Linked DNA regions of Homo sapiens: regions 2 and 3 are each linked to region 1. A link is an interaction called in ENCODE POLR2A ChIA-PET data of the cell type or tissue named here. Cell type or tissue: HepG2. All regions are shown on one strand. Links, peaks and the distances in the headings refer to the core of each region. The heading gives the core; the rest is flanking DNA.

What was found. ChIA-PET counts read pairs that join two places held together with the same protein. Peaks named below come from ENCODE experiments on the same cell type or tissue, not always from the same donor. Only the 100,000 strongest peaks of a DNase experiment are listed, where the experiment ranks them.
Region 2: POLR2A ChIA-PET joins it to region 1 with 6 read pairs; 4 of 35 experiments call an interaction of 5 or more read pairs at or near these places.
Region 3: POLR2A ChIA-PET joins it to region 1 with 5 read pairs; 1 of 35 experiments calls an interaction of 5 or more read pairs at or near these places.

Annotation. Positions count from the first base shown.
Region 1 is chr5:150,541,021-150,546,020 of GRCh38, reverse strand. NDST1 (N-deacetylase and N-sulfotransferase 1) reads right to left here. Exons shown (of 15, transcript NM_001543.5): 9 at 4,355-4,451; 10 at 3,050-3,173; 11 at 535-709. LOC124901211 (small nucleolar RNA U13) reads left to right here and starts at 2,332; the gene lies at 2,332-2,431. RefSeq lists silencers at 978-1,097, 2,740-3,034 and an enhancer at 2,740-3,034. In HepG2, for the core only: a CTCF peak has its summit at 1,109 (motif pointing right); DNase peaks (open chromatin) are centred at 1,110, 2,910, 3,880 and 4,900.
Region 2 is chr5:150,423,490-150,433,710 of GRCh38, reverse strand. It overlaps LOC124901106 (a long non-coding RNA gene), which reads right to left. Exons shown (of 2, transcript XR_007058994.1): 2 at 9,366-10,221. Among named protein-coding and RNA genes, the nearest start is that of CD74, 16 kb to the right of the region's middle. RefSeq lists enhancers at 3,814-3,863, 4,204-4,253, 4,892-5,391, 5,392-5,893. In HepG2, for the core only: no CTCF peak of the experiment used is centred there; DNase peaks (open chromatin) are centred at 4,940 and 5,410; H3K4me3 peaks cover 922 bases.
Region 3 is chr5:150,134,046-150,144,266 of GRCh38, reverse strand. PDGFRB (platelet derived growth factor receptor beta) reads left to right here. Exons shown (of 23, transcript NM_002609.4): 2 at 7,214-7,259; 3 at 8,389-8,712; 4 at 9,251-9,517. The coding sequence starts at 7,220. Among named protein-coding and RNA genes, the nearest start is that of PDGFRB, 17 kb to the left of the region's middle. RefSeq lists enhancers at 6,166-6,677, 7,188-7,699, 7,700-8,209, 8,210-8,721. In HepG2, for the core only: no CTCF peak of the experiment used is centred there; DNase peaks (open chromatin) are centred at 5,366, 5,986 and 6,726; H3K4me3 peaks cover 1,776 bases.

The DNA.
Region 1 (5,000 bases), core at 1-5,000:
GTCTCAAAAAAAAAAAAAAAAAAAAAAAAGACAGCTCTGGTTCATACATGCCCCAGATAGGGGCTTGGATCCACACCCTCTCCATGTATCACAGCCCAGGTAACTGCCTCACTTGGTCAGGTGCCTGCCTTCTCCACTGTGAATGGCAGTCTTGTGTCTTGTCCTTCCATGAGCTCCCACTCCCACCCGTGTCCAGCGAGGAAGCTATAGTCAGTATGATCCTGCATTGCTGTTCACCAAATCTAAGCTTCCTCTAGGCGTAACCAGCCTCCACCTCTTGTCAGTGTCAGAAGTAGAGGCAGGACCCCGCATGACACTAGGCAGGTGGACAGTCAACTGGTGGCTGGCTTTCCATTTCCGCCTGTCTCCTCCACCAAGGACTCTATTCTCAGCCATCACCACGCTCCAGGCGCCTGGCTCAGGGCTGGCACACAGTAGGTGCTTACTAATAATATCTGTTGAGTGAGTGAGTAACTGAGTGTCAGACGGAGCCCTGTGTTCCCGACACAGGGACTCCACCCCAGCCCCACTCACCTGGTACCAGGAATAGGCCCGGTCCGCGGGGTTGATGAGGATGGTCAGGACCTTGGCTTTGGGCAAGAGGGCTGCTGCCCGCCGGGGCGCCACTTCTGAATCAAAGTAGTTGGCGCTTTTCTCAAAGTAGAAGTCGGAGGTGGTGTTGGAAGGGATGGGGAAGAACTCCATGTACCTGCAGGAAGCCCAGAGAGGCGGCTCACAGACAAAACTCATGAGGAGGGGGCTAAGGGAATGCAGCACAAGGGCGAGGCACTGGGGTAGAATGTCCTCAGAGAGCAAGTGGGAAGCTTTGCTCCCAACCAAACAAGGACTTGCCTCCAGTGGGGATTCTGGAGGGGAATGGCCTCTTGGCAGCCTCCCTGTTTCAAATTCGTTCCTTTTCCAGAAGACTCTGGAGTTGGGAGGATCTGAAGACTTGTGGGTGCGCCGGCAGTTGCAGGTCATGGGGAGGGGGTAATGCCCCTCAATCCTAAACTCTAGGATCCCGCCCCCTCAGCTGCTCCAGGCTTAACTGCCAGGGCTGTCACTCTCTCTGCCTCTAGGGGGCGAGCTGGGGCTCAGAGTGGCTCCAGGACTGCCCCAGGGAGGCTGGCACAGAGCAGAGGGGGCCTCCAGAGGGCGGACTTTCTTTCCTGACCTGGGGGAACACCTTCTAGGCCGTCACTGTGGACCAGGACCTCCTGCTACCCACAACCCCTCCCCAGCCTGCTGTGGGTGAGCACGGCTTTCCAGACTAATGCCCATATCCCACCAGAGCAATGGCCACCTCTGGATGAAGGAACCTCTGGAAACCAAAGGAACACTCCAGACCCTCCCAGGGGAATCTACCTATGCAAACTCAGGGTCCAACTTCTGGGGCTTGTGGGAAGCAAAGTCCACTCTCATGAAGGGTACAGGGTCCCTATCCTATCCTGTGAGGTGGGGCTGATCCAGGCTGGTCCCAAGGATGTGCTTCATCAGAGCGTTCTGGGGGCCTGCTGGATTCCTGCACCCCACTTTAGACCTACCTACAAAATCAAGCTCTTGGGAATTGGGCCAAGGAATTACGTCTTCTCTCATCTTTCTGAATTTTCTTTGCATGTCCACAATCCTTTGTTTACAATATCTCAATTGAGAAAGCTTTGAAAACACAGGCTTTGTTTCCTAGGTTTGTAGCAAAGCCATTTGGCAACAAAACCTGACTTATTCCTCTTACTTAGTGTAAATATTCACATACTTTGCTACAGACATATTAATGAATTTGCTAACAGGGTGCTGCCCCAGGTGTCGCTGAAGATGTTACTAAATATATGGTTTCGCACCACATTACCTTTCTAAAACCTGAAAAATGTTGACTTCCAATAATTCATCTGACCACACTAGATTTTAGACAAGAGACTGTGGAGATGTTAGAAATGTAGGTAGATGGGCCGGGCGCAGTGGCGCACGCCGTAATCCCAGCACTTTGGGAGGCCGAGGCGGGCAGATCACGAGGTCAGGAGTTCAAGACCAGCCTGACCAACATGGCAAAACCTCGTCTCTACTAAAAATACAAAAATTAGCCAGGCATGGTGGCGGGCACCTGTAGTCCCAGCTACTTGGGAGGCTGAAGCAGGAGAATCACTTGAACCCGGGAAGCAGAGGTTGCAGTAAGCCGAGATCGCGCCACTGCACTGCAGCCTGGGTGACAGAGCGAGATTCCATCTCAAAAAAAAAAAAAAGAAAGACAGAAGGCCCATAACCTCTCCACCCAGGGAACCCACTGACATAAAAATAATAAATAATGGTAATACATGGACAAGGTTTAAAAAGGCAAACTTTGCAGTCCATGCACGTGATGATTGGGTGTTCACACACGTGTGAGGTGTACCCACCTCGAACCTTGTTATGATCTCAGCACATTACCTACCTGACATGAAACATTTTTTAAAAAGAAAGAAAAAAGGCAAATAGAGAAAGATGCCAACTGAAAAGGTGGAGAGTAAAACCATCTCTGCTCTGGCCCCCACACCCTTAAGGGAACCTCTACTAGGACCCTCTGCTGGGAACCTCTACAAAGGTAACCTCTGCAGGCTCTGGTGGGAAGTGGCAATCTTAATGACTTCCCCAAGTGACGCCCAAAGACCAGCGACCTGTCCCTGAAGGGCCCACAAGAACACCTCTGCTTCACAGTCAGCCACACGCAGTGAGGAGAGCCAGAACATTTGGATTTCCGACCTTGGGACCCTGGGCAAACCCTTCTCCTCCCCAAGACTCAGGATGTTTCTCTGCAAGCAAGGGAGGGGTGGACTTCGACCTCAGCGTCTGACTACAGGCGGTAGAGCAAAGGGGCAAAGGGCCTCCTCATCGAGTGTCCTGTCTATGACAACGCTGTCACACCATGATTCAAGGGTCACTGCACTTTGTCCCTGTTTACAGGAATGACAGCTGTGTGTGAGCAAGCTCCAGCTGCTTCCTGCTGTGGCCACAGCAGACTCCTGGGAGGCCCCAGGATGGCCTTCCCGTCCCGCTGTGGACAGAAAGGCCAACTCACCAGTCGATGCCTTTGTGATAGTTGTGGCCATTAAAAAACTGGATCTCCTCAAAGGTCTCAGAGCTGGGGTAGTTGCTGCTTAGGTCAGGGTGCATGCCCAGGAACAGGTAGAGGGCAGTGGTGCCTGTGGGGAGGGTAGACACCTGAGACCCAGGGCCCAGCCCCCAGCCAAAAGATAGAGTCTGGGTTCTGGGCCTAGCTCCCCACGACCCACTGGGGGCTCCTGGGAAGGTCTCTGCCTTTCTCTGGTCTTAGCTTCTTCATCTGTGCAATGAAGGAATTACTAAATCCAGGGTGGCAAATATATGGCATGCATGTGAACACCGCAACTCCTGTACCTACTACGGACATCGCTAATCTATCACAGCACTCTTCACTAAACGAGGACGTGGCCTCAGAATCTGCCTCACCACTGCACTCTGGTAGCCATGTTTAACTGACTGCTGTCCCCTCAGCATCCCAGAAGAGCTGGTCCTTTCCAGCTCTGGGCCTCTGTCCTCTGGCACTTGGTAGGAGCTCAGGGAAAAGGGAGTTTGTCACCCTGCAGTTCTGTTAATGTGAAATTCTTAAAGAACTAAGAAATCTTGTTCCTATGTCTCTTCTTCCCAATACCCTCTGCTCACTCATGCACCCTGCCCTACCTCCTCCTCAGTGAGTTCATTCACTTTCTGTGGTATAAGTCTATGGTTTACATGCTATAATGAGAGAGCCCAGAAGAGAAGGAGGCTATAGAGTTTGGCAATTAAGAGTATATGTTTCAGGGTCACAGAGATCAGAGTTCAGGCCTGGAATTGCCATTGCCTAACTGAATGTGTTAAGGGAAGTCACTTGACTTCTCTGAACCTTGAGTTTCTGTCTACAAAATGGGAGTGCCCATTTGTGCCTTGCAGGGTTGTATGGATGACAAATGCTTAGCAATCATGTCACTGCTTCTCCCTACTGCACCTCTGGCAGACATAGCTAATTGATCACAGTCCTCTTTGTACCAGTTTTGCTTGGCATTACTCAAACTAGCAGAGCAACTGATCTGGGCTTCTCTGACTGGACTTGGAGACTCCCAGGATAATGCAGGGAGAGCTCCCTGAGGCTATGGTTCAGGATAAATAGGAGAACTCCAGGCCCCTCCTCCACCTCTTTCCCCTCCATACTGACAGGCAATTTGTGTTCACCCCAACTTCATTCCTACTTCCTGGGAAAGAGGGAGCAAATTATCCGGGAGTGGGGCCAGGGCAAGGCAGTCCTCAGAATTCTGTGGCTGAGACAGCAGGCAGTTGGGGAAGCTCGGTCAAGAGCAGAGAGACCTGCCTGTTTTCTGGGGGCCGATGATGAGGAGCTTTGGGAAGCGGTCACACGTCTTCTCCTTGGACCAGATGTCTTTGTGACGTTTGTCCTCGCAGGGGTCCTAAAACAACAGTGGAAGGGATGTGTGGGGCGCCCCAGAACCCAGTCAGTGGACTCCCACTGCACATGGATATGTGGCCCTTACAGCCCAATGGGCATGATACCTACATGCTACATGTGTCCTTGTCACATCCCCACCCCCAGACACTGAGCCACTGACAGGCAGGCTCCACTTCTGGTCAGTTTCATGTCCCCCAAAGAGCTCGCAAAATGCCCCTTAGCACGTAACAGGAACTCATAAGCACTTGTTGAATTTAACTGGACAAGCTGCGTCTGAACCAGGGGGTCAAGAAACGCTTCCTATAAAGTTTAATTAATCTTTTGGTAAGTGTTTAGTAAATATTTTAGGTTTGGGGCATGGAAGTTTCCATTGCAACTACTCGACTCTGCCGTCATAGCATGAAAGCAGCTATAGACAGTAGATACAAGAATGAGCGTGGCTGTCTGCCAATAAAACGTTCTTTACAAAAACAGGTCTCAGGCTGGTTTTGGCCCATGAGTCACGGTTTGTGGACTCCTGGTCTGAACTATGAGACTGTCACCAATTCCA
Region 2 (10,221 bases), core at 2,018-7,017, 110 kb after region 1:
TAACTAGACTGACGATGTTATACAGCTGAAATTTATTAAGCACTTATCAAGCAACTTAAATGTAGCAGCTTATTGGCTGGGTGCGGTGACTCACGCCTGTTATCCCAGCACTTTGGGAGGCTGAGGCGGCTGGATCACCTGAGGTCAGGAGTTTGAGACCAGCCTGGCCAACATGGTGAATCCCAGTCTCTACTAAAAATACAAAAGTTAGCCAGGCATGGTGGTGCACACCTGTAGTGCTAGCTACTCAGGAGGCTGAGGCAGGAGAATCACAAGAACCCAGGAGGCGGAGGTTGCAGTGAGCCAAGATGCCGTTGCACTCCAGCCTGGGTGACAGAGTGAGACTGTCTCAAAAAAAAAAAAAAAAGTAGCAGCTTATTTAATTCTCATACTCACAGTAGGAAGTAGCATGCAAGTAGACCATCAGAGGTGTAAGGAAGTAGATACTGCTATTATTACCCTTTTTGTTTTTGTTTTTTTAGAGACAGGGTCTTGCTCTGTTGCCCAGGCTGGAGTGCAATGGTGTGATCACAGCTCACTGCAGCCTCAAACTCCTGAGACTATCAGAGATGTGAGGAATTAGGTATTGCTATTATTACCTTTTTCTATTTTTTTTTGAGATGGAGTTTTGCTCTTGTTGCCCAAGCTGGAGTGCATTGGCACCATCTCAGCTTACAGCAACCTCCACCTCCCAGGTTCAAGCAATTCTCCTGCCTCAGCCTCCCAAGTAGCTGGTATTTACAGGCGTCTGCCACCTTGCCCAGCTAATTTTTATATTTTTAATAGAGACAGGGTTTCACCATGTTGGCCAGGCTGGTCTCGAACTCCTGACCTCAAGCGATCCGCTCACCTCAGCCTCCCAAAGTGGTGGGATTACAGGCGTGAGCCACCACACCTGGCCTGCCTCTTTTGGTTTTGTTTTTTCAGAGATAGGGTCTTGTTCTGTTGCCCAGGCTGGAGTGCAGTGGTGCGATCATGGCTCACTGCAGCCTCGAACTCCCAGGTTCAAGTGATCCTCCTGCCTTAGCTTTCAGAGTAGCTAGAACTATAGGCATACACCACCATGCCTGGCTAATCAAAAAAAAATTTTTTTTGAGATGGAGTCTGGAGTGCAGTGGCGCAATCTTGGCTCACTGCAAGCTCCGCCTCCCAGGTTCACGCCATTCTCCTGCCTCAGGCTCCTGGGATTACAGGCGCCCGCCACCACGCCCGGCTAATTTTTTTGTATTTTTAGTAGAGACGGGGTTTCACCGTGGTCTCGATCTCCTGACCTTGTGATCTGCCCGCCTCGGCCTCCCAAAGTGCTGGGATTACAGGCGTGAGCCACTGCACCTGGCCTAATTTTTTTGTTTTTAAGAGATGGGCGTCACCCTATGTTGTCCAGGCTAGTCTTGAACTCCTGGGCTCAAGGCAATCCTCCTTCCTTGACCTCCCAAATTGTTGGGATTAGAGGGATGGACCACTGTGCCAGGCTGTTATTACCATTTTACAGGTGAGGAAACTGAAGCACAGGATGCTAGTAGGCAGCAGAACTGAGATTCAGCCAAAGCAACTTAAGAGCATAGACTCTAAGCTGTCATGCAAAGCCTACTGCCTAGAATGGGTTACTCATGGAGATAGTGAGCTTTCTGTCTCTGGCGGCATGTAAGTAGACCGTCAGGCATGTGAGGAAACGCTCAAAAAGCATCATTCCTGGGTAGGAAGGAAGCCTGGAGGACTGATATTAAGTTTGTCTCGAAAGTACTAGAGGTAGGAATTGCCCATAAGAAACAATGATTGGGAAGGAATCCCATCTGCCTGCCTAATCCATCCCCTTGGGAACAGAGATTGCAGGTGACCTGATCCTAAGACTGCTCGAAGTAAGAAGCCTGCGGGAAGCAGTATGACATGGGGATTGAGAGGAAGTGCTCTGGAGACAGCTCAGACCTGGCTTCAAATCGTGGCTTTGCCACTTACTAGCACTCAGCTGGTGCTTATGCAGCTCATTTAATCCCCTGAAACTCACAGGGCTTGTTGTGACAATAAAATGAGAAGCCAAGTGGGAATAATTTACACTCAATCAAAGAGGTGAGGCTCAGGAGCCAGGGCCTTTGTGGGATTTGGAAGTTTCACTTTCCCTTCAAACCCAGCGGATGGGAACTGTGGTGGCAGCATTAATCAGAGAGCCTGGGCTGTGCAGGACCACTCACTGATTGACTGATTGACACAGGGTTTCCCTATGTTACCTAGGCTGGTCTCGAACTCCTGGGCTCCAGTGATTCTCCTGCCTCGGCCTCCCATAGTGCTGGCATTACAAGCATGAGCCACCGTACCCGGCCTGGACCCCTCCTTTGCTGCCTCCCCTCGTCAGCATCATTGGCTCTCCCTCCCCACGGAGTCACTCCCTCTGCGGACAAGCATGCTCGCACCCGGGGCTGCATCTTGTCCAGCCACTGCCTCACCTCCTGCCGCTGCTCCCAGTGCTGCTCCACCCATCCTCAAGCAGTTCACAAGCCTGCTCTTGTCAGCTTCGCCGGCGACCTCACGTGCCCAAGTCCACCGGGCTTTCCTCTGCGCTTGTCTGACTGGTCCTCTCAGCGGTATCCGACACAGCTGACCACACCGTCCTTCAAGTCTTTCCTGGGACTATGGTGGCCCCTCTCCCAGGTTTCCTTCCACCTCCCTGCCCCTCCTCCTCACTGATCAGAGCTGCTCCTCCATCCACACTCTTTTTTTTTTTTTTTTTTTTTTTGAGACGGAGTCTGGCTCTGTTGCCCAGGCTGGAGTGCAGTGGTGCGATCTCGGCTCACTGTAAGCTCCGCCTCCCGGGTTCACGCCATTCTCCTGCCTCAGCCTCCCGACTAGCTGGGACTACAGGCTCGTGCCGCCATGCCTGGCTAATTTTTTGTATTTTTTAGTAAAGACGGGGTTTCACCATGTTAGCCAGGATGGTCTCCATCTCCTGACCTCGTGATCCACCCGCCACGGCCTCCCAAAGTGCTGGGATTACAGGCGTGAGCCACCACGCCCGGCCCCACACTCTTAAGTATGGGGGCACGTTGATAACCCACAAAGGTACATGTTCGTTTCTCTCTTTAGGAAGTTTCAGTGTGCATCCTCAGCCACCTACTTGGTGGCTACAGATGAGTGCCACAGCAGAAGACAGCCAGAACAAAACTGGTTTCTACCTACTCCAGAAGGTGTTCTCCATCTCCCCATCTCAGTGGAGGCCAGCACCATGCCTTGCGCAGCCCCAAGCCTGGGCACTACCTTCACCTCCTTCTCCCTTCCTCCCACGGCAAATCCTGACACTTCTGCCTTCAAGACAGCTATGGAATCTGCCCCCTTCTTCTTCTCCACCACCACTCAAAGTCACCACCATCTCTAAACTACTTTGGCCCGTCACTGGTCTCCTGGTCCCATTCCTGCCCCCCAGCCACCCTCCCTGCTTTTTTTTTTTGAGAGGGAGTCTTGCTCTTGTCACCCAGCCTGGAGTGCAATGGCGTGGTCTCTGCTCACCGCAACCTCCGCCTCATGGGTTCAAGCAATTCTCCTGCGTCAGCCTCCCAAGTAGCTGGGATTACAGATGTGCACCACCATGCCGGGCTAATTTTTGTATTTTTAGTAGAGATGGGGTTTCACCATGTTGGCCAGGCTGGTCTCGAACTCCCGACCTCATGATCTGCCCTCCTCCGCCTCCCAAAGTGCTGGGATTACAGGCGTGAGCCACCATGCCTGGCCTCCGGCCCCCTTAAATCTGTGTGCTACGCATAATTTTCAAAGACAAACCAGACCCAGAACCTCCTGCCTGGCCCTCTGAGGGCTTCCCATTGTTCTTGGAATAATTCCCCAAGAGACTACCAGGCTACATGACCTGGTCCCAGCCTGTCTCTTCATCTGAAACGCCTCTCCCCGCTCATCAGATGCACTGCACTCTTTCTGTTCCTCAAATGAACTAATGCCTTCCTGCTTTTATGAATGACATCATCTTCTTTGCCACCTAAACGTAAAAGCTCAGTGGCACCTTGGTCCCACCCCTACCATACACAGTCTGGCCCGTGGTGTGTGGCCTTCTCCTGACCTCCACAGCCCCCAGCAGGCCTTGCCTCTCCAGCTTGACTTTCCACAGCCTCTTGACTGGGCTGCCTGACTCCAGCTGTGACCTGACCCCAGCCCCAGATGGACTCTTGACCCTAAGTCCAACACCAGCCTTCAGTAGTGTGGCCTCTAACACTTGACTCCTGCACAGACCGACTGAGCCCCACCAGAGACCAACTCCTCCAGAGATCAACCCCACCAGAGACCAACCCCACCAGAGACCAGCCCCACCAGAGACCAAACCCCACCAGAGACCAACCCCACCAGAGACAGACCAACCCCACCAGAGACCAGCCCTACCAGAGACCAACCCCACCAGAGCCCAACCCCACCAGAGACCAACCCCACTAGAGACCAACCCCACCAGAGACCAAACCCCACCAAAGACAGACCAACCGCACTAGAGACAGACCAACCGCACCAGAGACCAGCGCCAGCAGAGCCCAACCCCACCAGAGCCCAACCCCACCAGAGACCAGCCCCGAGACAGACCAACCCCACCAGAGACCAAACCCCACCAGAGACCAACCCCACCAGAGACAGACCAACCCCACCAGAGACAGACCAACCCCACCAGAGACCAACCACACCAGAGACCAGCCCCACCAGAGACCAAACCCCACCAGACGAGACCAACCCCACCAGAGACAGACCAAACCCACCAGAGACAGACCAACCCCACCAGAGACCAGCCCCACCAGAAACCAGCCCCACCAGAGACCAGGACTTAGCCCTTGCCAGGTGTCTCCCAATATCTCTAGGTCCCAGCTTCTAGTCCAGATCAGTGCCTGGCCCATAACCGGCACTTAACAAATATTTGTGGAGTGAATGGATTTTCAAGGGAGGACTCAGTCCCCGTCAGCCGCACTACAGCCATCACAGGTCCAAAGGCTGCACTACTTAGCCACCTGCCAGATGGTATTTGCCCTGGGAGAAGAGTGGGAAGTCCCCGATCTTGAATTGGTTGTAGAACATATGACCCTGGGCAAATTATAACCCTCTCCTGAGCTCCACTGACCCTTCAATAAGACGGTTGTGAGCAGAGCCACTCAGCTCTCTCTCCTGGAAGCCCTGTAACCACAGTCAGGGCCTTTTGTTTCTAAGCATTTCCTTGTCCAGTGTCCCCCCGTGACCTTCACAGCAGCCCATGAGGCACGGGGATGATCTGCCCATCTTGTACAGATCCCCCACGCAGCAGCCCTAGCCACCCTTTCACAGCAAGAGTCAGGAGGCGACTCCTCTGCTCAGAGCCTTCCCACGGCTCCCGGCTTCACTCGGCATAAAGCCAAAGTCCAGTGGGTGGCTGCAGGATCTGGCTGCACACCTCGTGACCTCCCGTCTGTCCCTCCCTCTCCCTTTTCCTCTCAGTCGCTCCACCCCAGCAATGCTGGCCTCCTTGTGGTTCGTCAACCAGGCCGGACACATTCCCACCATGGGACCTCTGCTCTGGCTGTGATTTCTGCCCGGTTGTGGGCTTGGTGAACTTCCTCCCCTCCTTCAGGCCTATGCTCAAATCTCACCTTGTCAATGAGGCCCATCCCAACACCCTATCAAAGACTACAACCTGCCCCCAACCCTGCATCTCCAGAAACAACTTTCCTTTCCTCCATAGCACTTACCACTCTCTAACAAAAGTATAATTTACTGACCTGTCTCCTGCCCCTGGAATGTAAACTCCATACGGATGGGGATACTTGTCTGCCTTGTTCATCCATGTATCCCAAGCTCCTAGAACAGTGCCTGGCATAAAGTATTCAATAAATAACTGCTGAACAAGTGAGAGAAGGGATGATGTATACTTGCCTGGGGCACATATGGAAGGTATAGGACTAGAGCCCAGGCCTGCTCCCTCCACACAAACAGCCCCCTTTCCAGCCCCTTATTCGTGGCCAAGGTGTACTGGGGTCCAAGAGGCCCCACACAAGATGGGTGGGCTGGGCCATGTGGGCTGGTGGGCAGGGCTGGGTGCACACTGCCTGCCTGCTTCTTGAGGCAGCTCATCAGGGACTCAGGGACCAAGAAGGAGAATGGGGAAGGGGAGGTCTCAGGAGACTCCACCTGCCCGGCTCACCCAGGGTGAACTGGTAGGAACTCACACCTCTGGGGCCTGGAGTGTCCAGACCAAAAGAGGGCAGGCATCTTAGAGAGTCACTCAGACTAGCTCAGGGGTGACACCAGGGATGAGACTCCCGAGATGAGACCCCCAGGAAAGTCCAGAGAGGGAGGATGAGGCTCCCTCTGGCTCTGTTGAGCAGCTCCAAATCTCTGAACATGCACAGGGTCCCAGATTCAGAATGAACAGGTTTATGGAAAAGAACATATTGCTGAACTCTCTGACATGTATTGCACGCTGTCTCTATGCCAGCCATGTGTGTATTACTTCACTCAATCCTTTCGCAACCCAATGAGATGGGTTCTATTAGCATGCCCATTTTACAGGTGAGGAAACTGAGGCACAAAGGATTTAAGTAACTTGCTAAAAATCATACATCTGGTAAGTGGTTTGACTTAGAATTTTTTTCCTATGAAAATAGAAAACTGGCAGAGTCTCATGTCTGTAATCCCAGCACTTTGGGAGGCTGAGGTGGGCGGATCACTTGAGGTCAAGAGTTCAAGACCAGCCTGGCCAACATGGTGAAACTCCATCTCTATGGAAAAAAAAAAATTATCCAGGCATGGTGGTGGGCACCTATAATCCCAGATACTTGGGAGGCTGAGGCAATAGAATCACTTGAACCCGGGAGGCGGAGGTTGCAGTGAGCCAAGATCACGCCACTGCACTCCAGCCTGGGTGACAGAGCAAGACTCCATAAAACAAAACAAAAACAAAACAAAACAAAACAAAAAAACACAAAACTGAAAAACAAAATAGAAAACTTCTCATAAAGTACTGAGACATTTTGATGAGGATTAAAACACACATTATGGGCCAGGCATGGGGGACCATAATGTAATCCCAGCATGTTGGGAGGCTGAGATGGGCAGATCACCTGAGGTCAGGAGTTCAAGACCAGCCTGACCAACATGGAGAAACCCATCTCTACTAAAAATACAAAATTAGCTGGGCGGGGGCGGCGCATGCCTGTAATCCCAGCTACAGGCTGGGAGGCTGAGGCAGGAGAATCGCTTGAACCCAGGAGGCAGAGGTTGCGGCGAGCCGAGATCGCGCCATTGCACTCCAGCCTGGGCAACAAGAGCGAAACTCTCTCTCAAAAAAAAAAAACCACACACACATTATGTGCCTATGCTGTAAAAGAGCCCATTGTCCCCCAGTTGTCAATATAACCACAATGGGAATGAACAATGTCTTCTTGGCAGTGAGGACAATTCCTGTACAAAGGAAACTGAGTTTGTACATAATTGACTTAAAATTTTTTCTAACCATTTATTAAGAAAAAATTTAACATACAGAAAAATTGATCAGATACCCACCACTTAGCTTCAACTACTATCAATTTCACTTCTCTCTCTGTGTTTTATTTTATTATTTTGTTTTATTTTTTTTTTTGGAGACAGGGTCTTCTCCTGTCACCAAGGCTGAATGAAATGCAGTGGCACAACACAGCTCACTGCAGCCTCAATCTCCTGGGCTAAGTGATCCTCCCACCTCAGCCTCCCAAGTAGCTGGGACCACAGGTACATGCCACCATGCCCGGTGAATTTTTTATTTTCATTTTTTCTTTTTTCTTTCTTTTTTTTTTTTTTTTTTTAACATTTTTTGTAGAGATGGGGTCTTTCCATGTTGCCCAGGCTTGTCTTGAACTCCTAGGCTCAAGGGATCCTCCCATCTTAGCCTTCCAAAGGGTTGTAACTACAGATGTGAGCCACTGTGTCTGACCTCTTACTTTTAATTTTATTTATTATTATTTTTTGAGACACGGTCTCACTTTGTCACCCAGGCTGGAGTGCAGTGGCATGATCTTGGCTCACTGCAGCCTTGACTTCCTGGGATCAAGCAATTCTTCTGCCTCAGTTCCCCAAGGAGCTGGGACTACAGGCACGTGCTACCACATCTGGCTTATTTTTTGTAGAGATGATGTTTCACCATGTGGCGCAGGCTGGTCTCAAGCTCCTGAGCTCAAGTGATCTGCCTGCCTTGATCTCCCAAAGTGCTAGAATTACAGCATGAACCACCATGCCTAGGTCTTTATTTTTAGTTTTTTGAAACAGGGTCTCTGTTACCCAGGCTGGAGTGCAGTAGTGTGATCACGGCTCACTGCAGCCTCCATCTCCTGGGCTCAAGCCATCCTCCCATCTCAGCCTCTTGAGTAGCTGGGACTACAGTTGTTTGCCACCAGGCCTAGATAATAAAAAAAAAATTTTGTGGAGATGGAGTCTCACTATGTTGCCCAGGCTGGTCTTGAACTCCTAGGCTCAAGCAATCCTTCTGCCTTGGGCTCCCCATGTGCTGGGATTACAAATGTGAGCCACTGCATCTGGCCTTTATTTCTATTTTTGAGAGAGAGTTTTGCTCTGTCACCCAGGCTGGAGTGCCATGGCATGAACACAGCTCACTGCAACCTCGAACTCCTGGGCTCCAGCGATCCTCCTGCCTCAGCCTCCTGAGTAGCTAGGACTACAGGCACGCACTACTATGCCTGGCTAATTAAAAAAAAAAATTTAAGAGGCAAGGTCTCTCTATATTGCCTAGACTAGTCTTAAACTCCTGGCCTCAAGCTGCCTTCCCAAGCAATCCTCCCACCTCAGCTTCCGAAAGTGTTGAAATTACAGGTATGAGCCACCACACCCGGCCACTCTCTCTCTCTTCTCTAAACAATGTGAAAATAAGTTCAAACATCATGTCATGTTACCTCCAAGTACTTCAGCCTCATCTCCTAAAAAAATTCTCCTACCAGACTAAAACTTCATTATCATACCTAAGAAGATCAATAACAATTTCCAAATGTCCATCTGATATTCAAATTTCCCTGCTTTTAAAAAAATCTTTACGGCCGGGCGCGGCGGCTCAAGCCTGTAGTCCCAGCACTTTGGGAGGCCGAGGCGGGCGGATCATGAGGTCAGGAGATCGAGACCATCCTGGCTAACACGGTGAAACCCTGTGTCTACTAAAAATACAAAAATTAGCCGGGCGTAGTGGCGGGCGCCTGTAGTCCCAGCTGCTCGGGAGGCTGAGGCAGGAGAATGGCGTGAACCTGGGAGGCGGAGCTTGCAGTGAGCTGAGATTGCGCCACTGCACTCCAGCCTGGGCGACAGAGCCAGACTCCGTCTCAAAAAAAAAAAAAAAATCTTTTATACTTGTTTTTTTCAAATCGTACATCTTACAAAGATTTACAAATTGCATTTGGTTTATTGTTTTTTAAATCCTTTAAAATACAGATCCCCATGTATCTACACACATACACCTTTTTTTGTGACATTGATTCTTTGGAGAATGCAGGTGTTATCTTTTTTTTTTGGAGACGGAGTCTCGCTCTGTCACCGAGGCTGGAGTGCAGTGGCGCGATCTCGGCTCACTGCAACCTCACCTCTCGGGTTCAAGCAACTCTCCTGCCTCAGTCTCCTGAGTAGCTGGGACTACAGGTGCACACTGCCATGCCCGGCTAATTTTTTGTATTTTAGTAGGGACGGGGTTTCACTGTGTTGCCCAGGCTGGTCTCGAACTCCTGAGCTCAGGCAATCCGCCCACCTCGGCCTCCCAAAGTGCTAGGATTACAGGCGTGAGCCGCCGTGCCTGGCAGCAGGTGTTATCTTATAGGCTGTCCCTGGATATATCTGATTGTTTCTTCATGGTGTTATTTAACTTGTTCTTCTACCCCCTGTATTGACTCTAAACTGGAGTTTAGGTCCAAAGCCAGATTCAGGCTGGGCGTTGTGGCTCACGTCGGCAATCCCAGAACTTTGGGAGGTCAAGGTGGTAGGATCATGAGGTCAACAGTTTGAGACCAGCCCGGGCAACATGGCGAGACCCTGTCTCTATTAAAAATACCCACCACCCCCCCAAAAAAAAAGCCAGGTGTGGCTCTGCATGCCTGTGCTCCCAGCTACTTGGGAGGCTGAGGTGGGAGGATTGCTTGAGCCAGGGAGGCAAGGAGGTTGCAGTAAGCCAAGATTACCCCACTGCACTTCAGCCTGGGTGACAGAGTGAGACTCTGTCTCAGAAAAAAAAAAAAAAGGCAGATTCAG
Region 3 (10,221 bases), core at 4,249-9,248, 410 kb after region 1:
GCCGGAGAGGTCACATAGGTATTTCAGAAAGGTCCCTCTGGCTGGGGTGTGAGAACAGGTGGAGGGGACAGATTGGAGGTGAGGAGATTGGCGGTGGGATAGCCAGAGGCAGCCGAGCCTGTGCTGGAGGAGGGGGTGCAGGGGGCTTAGCAGCCTTCCAGGGAACCAGCGCTATTCTTCCATCCAGTTTGGACTTCCAGAGCAGCGGGAGCACACGCCAGGCCCCATCTTAGTCGATTTCTGCTGCTTTGTTCAGGGGACTTTGTAGGTACCTGGAGAAACATAAAGAGGACCCCGGGCCTAGAAGCAGCGTGGCACAGAGAATGGCTCCAACACCGAGTGGGCTGCGCCGGGCTGCTCTCTTTCTGTAGCCCTTAGAGTGATCCCGAGGCTGGTGGGGAGGTTCGTGGTGCAGGGGTGGAGCACTGAGCCTTCTCCAACAACTGGAAGTGGAGCGAGCATAGGATTGAAGGGGGCGGGTGGGAGCCTCGGCCACTTCCCCAGTTTCTCCCCTCCACCTGTAACTGTCTCCTCACCCTCCGATCCTGCTCTCTTCTCTGGCTCCCAGGATGGGGCTCCCTGATCACATGACCCAATCACACCCACATCTCAGCCTGCTTGGGGACAGCCACATGGACCAGACTTGCCGCCAGGCCCAGGCTGTGCTGCTATCCCTTTCCTACTCTTTAGCTGCTGGCGGGAGGACTTCATCCCTGGCTCCAGATGCCTCTTGCCCCCACAGACTCCCAGGCCTGGAACTGGCAGCCTTCTCTGAGCTGAGTCATGACATGGGTCCCTCCCCAGCACCCCCACCCCGAGCCCAGCATTCCAGCTCAGCACAGCTGCCTTCCCAGAGTGGAGCCCTGAGGGCCACAGCATGTCAGCCCTGAAAGTGCTCCCAAGACACTCTTGCCCACCCTTTTGCACAGATAAGGAAACTGAGGCTCAGAGAGGGTCAGGACTGTACAGTAGTCACCCTTAGCTGCAGTTTCACTTTCTGAAGTTTCAGTTACCCCAGATCAACTGTGGTCCAAAAACATTAAATGGAAAATTCCAGAAATAAACAACTTACAAGCTTTAAATTTTGTGCTGTTCTGAGTAGTGTGATGAAATCTTGCACTGTCCTGTCTGTCCCGCCCAGGAGTGAATCATCCCTTTGTCCATATACGCTACCCACCTGTTAGTCATCAACAAAGTCCACTACTGACATCCAGCCATCAACACCATCATGGCTCGGTGGTCCAGGATCACTTGGAGCAGATGACCTGATCCTTCTGATAATGTCTGGAGGTCAGTAGTAGCCTAACGCTACTTCACAATTCTTACGCCATCACCTCACTTCCTCTTATCACGTAGGCACCGTGTCATTCCACGTCTTCACAAGAAGAGTGAACGATACAGTAAGATATTTTAAGAGAGAGAACACAGTCACATGACTTTTATTACAGTATATTTTTATCATTGTTCTATTTTATTATTATTGTTGTTCATCTCTTACTGTGCCTTATTTATAAATAAAACTTTATAATAGGTATGTATTTGCAGGGAAAAGAACATAGTATGTATGGGGTTTGGTTTTATCCAAAGTTTCAGGCATCTACTGGGGCCTTGGAATGTATTCCCTGCAGATAGGGGGGACCACTATCCTATAAGTGGGTGTCACAGCCGGGACTAGAGCCAGGTCTTCTTACTTCCCACCCCAACCCCCCTCCAAAGTCTGTCCCAGGCCTGTAAAGTGCCCCGGTACGGAGAACAGAAGACTGGACTGGGTCAGGAGACTGGAGTCTGTGGCTCACTTCTCCCAACAACTTAGCAAATTACCTCCTCTGAGTCTCAGTCGCCAATCCCTGCCTGGCTGGGCTCGTGCAGAGAATGTGACTTTGAAACAAAGGTCAATGTGTGGCAGGACAGAGGTGTGCTGTGGAGAGGGCAGGGGCAGCTATAGCCTGAAGCCTGGGGCCTTGAGCCACCAGCCTCACATCTTAGCAGGGGCTGGAGGCGGGGAGCTGCGCAGCCAGGTGAGCTTCAGCCCCACCGATCACCCGAGCCCATCTTGTCTAGGCCAAAACAATGGGCCCTCTTGCTTTCCTTCCCTAAGCCTCAGTTTCCCCACGAGCACAATGGAGCACAGGAAGGCAGTTAGATCAGATAGATGATCCCTGAGGGCTCTGGCGTGCTGACATTCCAAGACTCTGACCCCATAACCCCATGGCCAGGCCTCCTCCTCCCTCAGGCATTTGGTTTATTCAGAGCATCCCAGGCCTGAGACTGCCTGCCCCCAGCACCCCCCTCTCCCTGCAGCATGGCCCTCTCTCTCTCATCTCACTGCTGTTTCTACCCGGCCTGTTCCTGGCCTCCAGACTGAACATCCCACTGTCCCCTCAGTGCCCACAGACCCTCCCTATCCTAAACCTGCTCAGTTGCAGCTCTCACTCCTGCTCTTTGACCTCATTCTCATCTCAGAAAATGGCATCGTCCCCTCAGCACGTGCGCGTGTACACACACACACACATACACTTCTGCCTCCCAGTATTCCAAGCCAGATACAGAGGTGCATACCTCCCTCTCCAGCCCCTCAATATTAAGTCACCCAGTCCTGTTGATTCTCAGCTAAGTAACTCTCAAATCCATCTGTTTTTTTCAGTCCCCACTGCCTTCTCCCCAGACCCAACCAAACATGCACGTTGGTCAGAGAAGCGGTGGAGCTGGTGGCATAGAACACAGAGTCACACCACTTCACTTTAATCTCTGCTCTACCCCTTCTGGCTCTGTGTTCCTAGCCCAGTTATTAAATGCTCTCTGCCTCAGTTTCCCCACTGTAAAATGGAAATGATCACTGTATCTACCTCATAGAGTTGATGGAGAATCAAGTGAGCCAATACGTGCCAAATGCTCAGAATGGTTCCTGGTGCAGTAACACGGGCTTTCTGGCTTGTCTGTTCATGCATATGGCTGTGTGTTCAGGTGAATTTGGGGTTCTATGTGCACATGTTCTGTGCATGTTGTATGTGCTGCATACACATGTGAACTGTTGCACACGGGTGCATCTCCACGGGTGCTGGGCACAGTGGGAGCTGCGCACATGTGTTTTGTGTGGGTGTGTACATGTTTAGTACCTGCATGAGGGCTTGGCACCCACATGGCCTCTTGCATACGTATGTGTTTCAGAGGAGTGTGCGAGGAAGTGCGTAGGCAGGCATCTGTGCATCTGTGCTGTGTGTATGTGCTGACCATGTGCAGGCTCCCCCCATCAACCCCCGCAGCAATGCAGGGCCCCCTCCCTGGCCTGCCTGTGTCGTGGGAGCCTCAGGACCCTGAGGGAGGGAAGCTGTTGCTGGCGGATGTGGCCAAGATGGGCTGGATTTATTTAGATTAAGGCGGTGGGAAAGGAGTGGAGAATTGTACGTGCTGGGAGGAGGGAAGTCTGGGGCTCTGAGAATGACTCCCCAAGCATGCTTGCTCTCCTGGACTTGGGGCACCCACTCCTCTCCCCTGGACTTGGGGTCCTTACTCTGCTCCTTTGACTTGGGGTCCCCACTCTGCTTCCTTTTGACTTGGAGTTCCCAGTCTGCTCCCCTGGACTTGGGGTCCTTACTCCGCTCCCCTAGACTTGGGGCCCCCCACTCCTCTCCCCTGAACTTGGGGTTCCACTCTGTGCCCCGGACTTGGGGTCCTCACTCTGCTCCCCTAAGGGGTCCCTCTGAGTCACGTGAGGAGCTGGGCATGATCTCCACTTTGGGCCTCTGAGCCTACAACCTGGCCAGAATAGGAGGAATCAGGAGGGGTTCCTGGCACATAGCACTCTCTTCATGGGCAAAAGGGGGACACCTAGGGGTGCCCTCCCTCTCTCTGCTCTAGAGGCCTCCCTGGGCAGGAGAGTACAGCAGATAGGGGGAGTGCCTGCTCTCTGACTGTGACATCCAGCTTGTCCTAGGTGGCCCTTCCCTAGAGTACAGTCCTCCTAAAGAGGGGAAGTTGTCACAGGCAAGCCCACTACCACCAAGTCAGCTGCCTGGGCCTCCCTGGGATTGGCTGGAACCAGAACAGCCTCTGGGAAGCACAAAGAGGCCTAACACATTTGGTGGAAAATGTGGGGTATCAGGGAGTCATCCAGGATGGCCTGGGAAGTCATGTCTGGGTGCCCTAAGCCCTTCTCTGCCCTCCCTGGCCCTCCAGCCTCTTGTCCCTACCACTCTTTCCTTGCCACCTCCTGGGGTTCCACGTCACCAGCGGAAAGTCCCCTGAAACACTGTTGAAACACTGTTGTCTAACTTTTTTTTTTTTTTTTGAGACAGAGTCTCACTCTGTCACCAGGCTGGAGTGTAGTGGCGTGATCTCAGCTCACTGCAACCTCCGCCTCCTGGGTTCAAGCGATTCTCCTGCCTCGGCCTCCTGAGTAGCTGGGACTACAGGCACTTGCCACCATGTCCAGCTAATTTTTGTATTTTTAGTAGAGACGGGGTTTCACCATGTTGGCTAGGTTGGTCTCGATCTCTCAACCTCGTGATCCGCCTGGCTCGGCCTCCCAAAGTGCTGGGATTACAGGCATGAGCCACCATGCCCAGCCTTGGTCTAACTCTTAATTGTATAGATGGGGAAACTGAGGCCCAGAGAGGGAAACAACTTGTCAAAGCCCGCACAGCAAGTCTGTGGCTGAATAGTCATGGAAATTCCTTTCGTGGAATGAGATGGCTGGTGGATTCTTATGTGACTCTAGCCTCAGGAATGTAGCCCCCTCCTGCTTACTAGCCCCCACCTCCTCAAAACACCCCGGTAAGATTCGTGGTGACTAGAATCTTCTCTTTGGCCTGTCAGAAAGGCAGAGCTTCACCATAGGGACAGCTCTTTGAGATGACACCTGCCAACCTCTCTATATGGATGGGGACGCAGAGTTCAGAGAGGCTGGAGACTCGCTCAGTCTCACAGTGGGTCCCAGGGTGCTTATGAGGGGAGCTGATTGCTCTATTCATAGTAAAGCCAGTCCGAGATCCCTGGGGTGCCTACAACCTCCCTACGGCATCCACACTGCCTGCCTGTCCTCTCCCCACAGCTTGAATCTGCCTTTTTGCTGTGTGACTGGGGCATGCTTCTGTCCTTCTCTGGGCCTCTGCTGCCCATTCAAAAAGCATACCTCCTAGCTCAGAGTCTCTAAGCCACCCCCAGCCCCAGGCCCAGCAGAAGAGAGCCTGAAGGGGAGAGGATGGAGTGCCACATGGGAGGAGGGTCGGGGGCTGCATGCCATGAAGGCCCAGCCCACATAGCCAGCCCAGCCTTCCAGAGCCAGGCCAGCCCCGCTGCAGTGACCTCCCTTCTCCTGGCCAGCCGGCCAAATTCCTCCTTTAGAATAATAAACAGTGTGGCCAGCCAGGGAGACTGGGAGAGGAGGGGCAGGGAAGCTGAAGTGACCCCCTCCCCCAGCCTCTGCTAATGATTTTCTTTGGCTGAGATCTCTAGCAGGAAGGGGGCAGCCAGAGGGGCACCGACGGAGGGGCAGATGGGCCTCTGTGGGGGCTGCTGGCTCCGCCTTGGCGCTGCTCCCTCCTGACCAAGGAGGCCTGGCATCCAGCTGGAGGGGCTGGGGCAGAGGAATGGTGGGGAGCAGAGGCTGGAGGGGGCGTCAGAAGGGCTGGGCTTTGAGTCAGGAGCAGTTCAGAGAGGGGAGAGGAAGAAACGAGGAGACCTTCAGGCAGGCAGTCTGAAAGGGAGGAGGGAGGAGAAGAGCTGATTTGCTCAGACTGTTTCTTGGGGTGTTGGGAAGAGCTAAGATTGGGGGTCCATAGGCGGGAGGAGCCTTGCCTATGTCCCACCCCTGACATGTGAATGCAGCCCTGGTAGGTGAGGTACTCACCATCATCCACTTCCAGAGCTGGGGACTTAGGCCACAGGGAGAGCGATGGCACAAGAGGTGGCATGCTGGGGCCTGAACCCGGTCTGCAGACCTAAACTGAAAACTAAAAGGGGTGAGATGGGGAGGTAGGGGCAAGCTGGGCATGGCCTTCAGAGGCAGGCCAGGCTGGGCAGCCCCACAGCCAGAGGAGGCTCCTTGTTGCCTCATCATGCCGTCACCTCCCAAAGCTCATGCTCTGCGACCCCTGTCCTCTGGCGTCCTTCCTGCCAATGCTGCAGGCAGACTCTTGGCATACTTGGCTCCTGGTGGTCTCTTGGGACCTGAGGTGTGTCTTCCAAGATAGAGGAGAGCAAGGGCCACCCCATTCAGTCTGTCTCTGTCTTTGTCCTTGCTTCTGTCTCTGTCTTTGTCCTTGCTTCTGTCTCTGTCTTTGTCCTTGCTTCTGTCTCTGTCTTTGTCCTTGCTTCTGTCTCTTAGTGCCTCTGGTGCTGTCTCTCTGGGCACCTCCTCTCTGTCTCTGTGTCTTTGTCTCTTTCTACTTCTATCATTCCAGGTCTCTTTCTCTCTGTCTCCCTCTCAGACAGGCTCTGCTGTGGAATCTTGGGTAAACTTCTCACCTTCTCAGAGCCTCAGTTTCCCCATCTGCACCCTGGGGGTGGGGGTGGGGGGAGCCTGGCTTCACTGGTCTCCAAGGACCTGTGAGGCCTGGCTGCTCGATGGGACCTCTCCTGGGCCCAGCCCCTAGCCGCTGTCCCCTGGGCCTCCCTGTATGCTCTGGGCTGAGTAAAGGTGTCCAGGCCCACCTCCCACATTCCACAGCCCCGGCTCCCCGGCTTCCCTTCCCACAGCCCACAGCCTCCTCCATTTCCTGTTGTGCTTGTGGAGCTGCGGGAGTTCTCTGGGTTCTGGCCTCCCCCCTCCTCCTCCCATCCCTTTCATCACACTTTCCCAAATATTTGTCCTGGCAGATAAGAGCCTGGTATTGGAACTGTCACCCGGAGGACAGGCTGTCAGAGCTGGTAGGCTACTGGATACCATCCAGCCCAACTTCCCCTCCCTCACTGTACAGACAGGGAAACTAAGGCACAGAGAGAGTCTGGGGACGCAGCCGAGGCCACGTGAGAGTCACAAGCAGAGCCAAAGCAAAGGCCAGGACCCCAAGGCTAAGTCCGGGATGGAGAGGAGACAGCCTGTGGTCATGAGTGCCCTTTCAGGCTTGGGACGTGGTGGCTTTTGACTTCAGCCCCTCGGACATGAAGGCTGGGTGGCCCAAGCTGGGGCTCATTCTGCAGGAGCCAGGTGGTGAGATAGCCCCTGTCGCTGCCTCCACCTGCCCTGGGCCCTGACTCCTGTTTAACTCTGCAGGACACCATGCGGCTTCCGGGTGCGATGCCAGCTCTGGCCCTCAAAGGTGGGTAGATGGGAGATAAGGTAGGGGACCCGGGGGGCTGCGGAGTGGAACCCTGGAGCTGGCAGGGGTGATGTGTGCTGGTGGCAGGGCGTGAAGCACCAGGCACACTGCCCTGCCCTTCAGCTTTAGTTTTCAGGATTTCCAGTGGGCTCTGTGGAGGCCTCCAGCTGCCAGCCCTTCAGCTCAGAAAGCGTCAGTGGGCCCCTGCTTGTCCAGAACCATCAGCTCAAATCCTTTGATTGGCCCTCCAGACCCCATCCCACCTTCTGGCCCACACCCCTGGCCTCCTATCCTCGGTCTGGTGGATCTGTGGCACTCGGCTTGGACCCCTCATTGGCTGGGAGCTTCCAGGTCCCTGCTGGGCTTCTCAGCACACCCCACCCCTCACTCCTGCCCGTTAACATGTCTTCAGCTCTGCAGGGGCTGAGCGACTGACCCAGCAATTAATGACCAGCCAGCAGCCTGCCCGGCAGCTGGCCATAAGATGGACTGGCTGCCTGACCGCCCACCTCCCCTCCTGATCTGTATCACCAGGGGGCATGGAGGGCGTGGCCTGAAAAATCCTTCTCCAGGGGATGTCGTGGAGGGGGACCAATCACTTGACACACACACACCCCCAACCCCAGTTCCCTCCAGCCCAAAAGGGCCTCAGCATCTTTTCTGGCCCCCCTCTGAGCTACCTAAGCCCCTCCCTCCCATCTCTCTCCCACCCAGAGCCACCTCTGGGCCTTGGGCAGAACCTGGGCAGTCGGGGGAGGGGGCAGAGAGCTGTAGGGAAGAGGCTCAGAAAGTGACCTGGGAAGCAATGCAGGAACTGGAGGCCAGGGAATTGCTTCCCGAGGATTTCCTGGCCCCTTCTGGTGCCTACTGCCTACACATGGCACTGCTGAAGGACTCAGAGGCTGGGGTCTAACGGGACTGACAGAGGCAGTCCAGAGGAATCCCTGGGGCCTTGGAGCTGGGCGAGCGGTCCTCAGAGCCATGGCTGGAGAGCCCCAGTCTGTCGGATAAAGGAGCTGTGCTCCTCAAGGACCTGAGGGCTGTGCATACGTGGCCTCCTCGCAGGCTCAGCCTTGGGAGAGGTGCTGAAGCCCCTGTTTCCTGATGTCTGATACCTCCTCTCCCAAAGGCGAGCTGCTGTTGCTGTCTCTCCTGTTACTTCTGGAACCACAGATCTCTCAGGGCCTGGTCGTCACACCCCCGGGGCCAGAGCTTGTCCTCAATGTCTCCAGCACCTTCGTTCTGACCTGCTCGGGTTCAGCTCCGGTGGTGTGGGAACGGATGTCCCAGGAGCCCCCACAGGAAATGGCCAAGGCCCAGGATGGCACCTTCTCCAGCGTGCTCACACTGACCAACCTCACTGGGCTAGACACGGGAGAATACTTTTGCACCCACAATGACTCCCGTGGACTGGAGACCGATGAGCGGAAACGGCTCTACATCTTTGTGCCAGGTAAGGGCTCCCAGCCTGTGTGCCCACTCCTTACCCCTCTTGTCAACTGGAGGCATCAGGGGAAGTCCAGAGAGTGCTTTAGTTTATTGTGAAATGCAGCCATCCTAGAAAAGCAGACAATCATGGAACCAGCCTGGCTCAGTCGGGGAGTGTGTTCGCACCCACTCCTTGGTCTGGGTGATCTGCCTGCTCCCTGCCAGTCACCCTATTCCTGCCTCCCAAGAACTCTATATTCTCAGCTGCTTCCAATCTGCTCCCTCTTGACCCCACATCCCTTCTTCCCCATTCTCCAAGCTCCAGATATCAGCTGCATTTCAACTTGTGACTTGCCTTCTTTCTTACCCTGGCACTGTCAATATCAAACATTAGAGCTGGAAGGGACCAGCTCTAACATTTGATTTATGCTCTTCTGGGAGCATCCCTATTCTGTAACGGGGAGACAGAGGGCCAGAGATGGCAAATGACTTGCCACACAGCAATTCAGGGGATGGCCAGAAACCCAGTTCCCCTGATTTATTCACGGCTCCACTCCTGGCAGATCCCACCGTGGGCTTCCTCCCTAATGATGCCGAGGAACTATTCATCTTTCTCACGGAAATAACTGAGATCACCATTCCATGCCGAGTAACAGACCCACAGCTGGTGGTGACACTGCACGAGAAGAAAGGGGACGTTGCACTGCCTGTCCCCTATGATCACCAACGTGGCTTTTCTGGTATCTTTGAGGACAGAAGCTACATCTGCAAAACCACCATTGGGGACAGGGAGGTGGATTCTGATGCCTACTATGTCTACAGACTCCAGGGTGAGCCCCCTTTCTGGCCTGATGCTCAGCAGAGGCAAGTATAACCCTCCACAGAGGAATAGCCCTTTACAGTTTACAAAGTGTGGGACTCCACTTCCCAGTGGATTCTCACCACAGCCTTCGAAGGAAGATAGTGTTTTCCCCATGTTACAGAAGAGGGAAACTCAGGCGCAGAGAGAGGATGGAGCTTGTCCCCTGTCGCAGAATTCGATAGTGGCAGAGCTGGCCTGTGCAACATGGTCGGTGAGGGCACAAGCTTCAGAGCCAGCTGGGTCGAAATCCCAGCTTTGCTATTTCCTGTCTGAGTGACTTTACACAAAGCACATAATCTCTCTGAGCCTGCTTCCCCTCTTGTAACGTGGGGATAACAATGGCTGCCTACCTCATAGGATCAATTGTGAAGATTAAATAAAAGATGGAGAGTACCTGGCACATGTTATGTGCTCAATACATTTCTCCTGTACATAGATCTCCAGAGGGTACTTTGATTTCCAGACTGTTATCCCTTCTAGAACGTCAGCTCCATAAGAACAGAGATTTTGTCCACTTTGTTCACTACTGTTGCTCCAGTGTCCAGAATAGTACTTGGCATGTAGTAGGTATTCAGTAAATATTTGTTGAATGAATGAATCTTCTACATCAGTCATCCTTTCCCTCTCTAGCCCCCTACCCTATCCCCAAGCTGAAGTGCTAGTGGCTGGTGG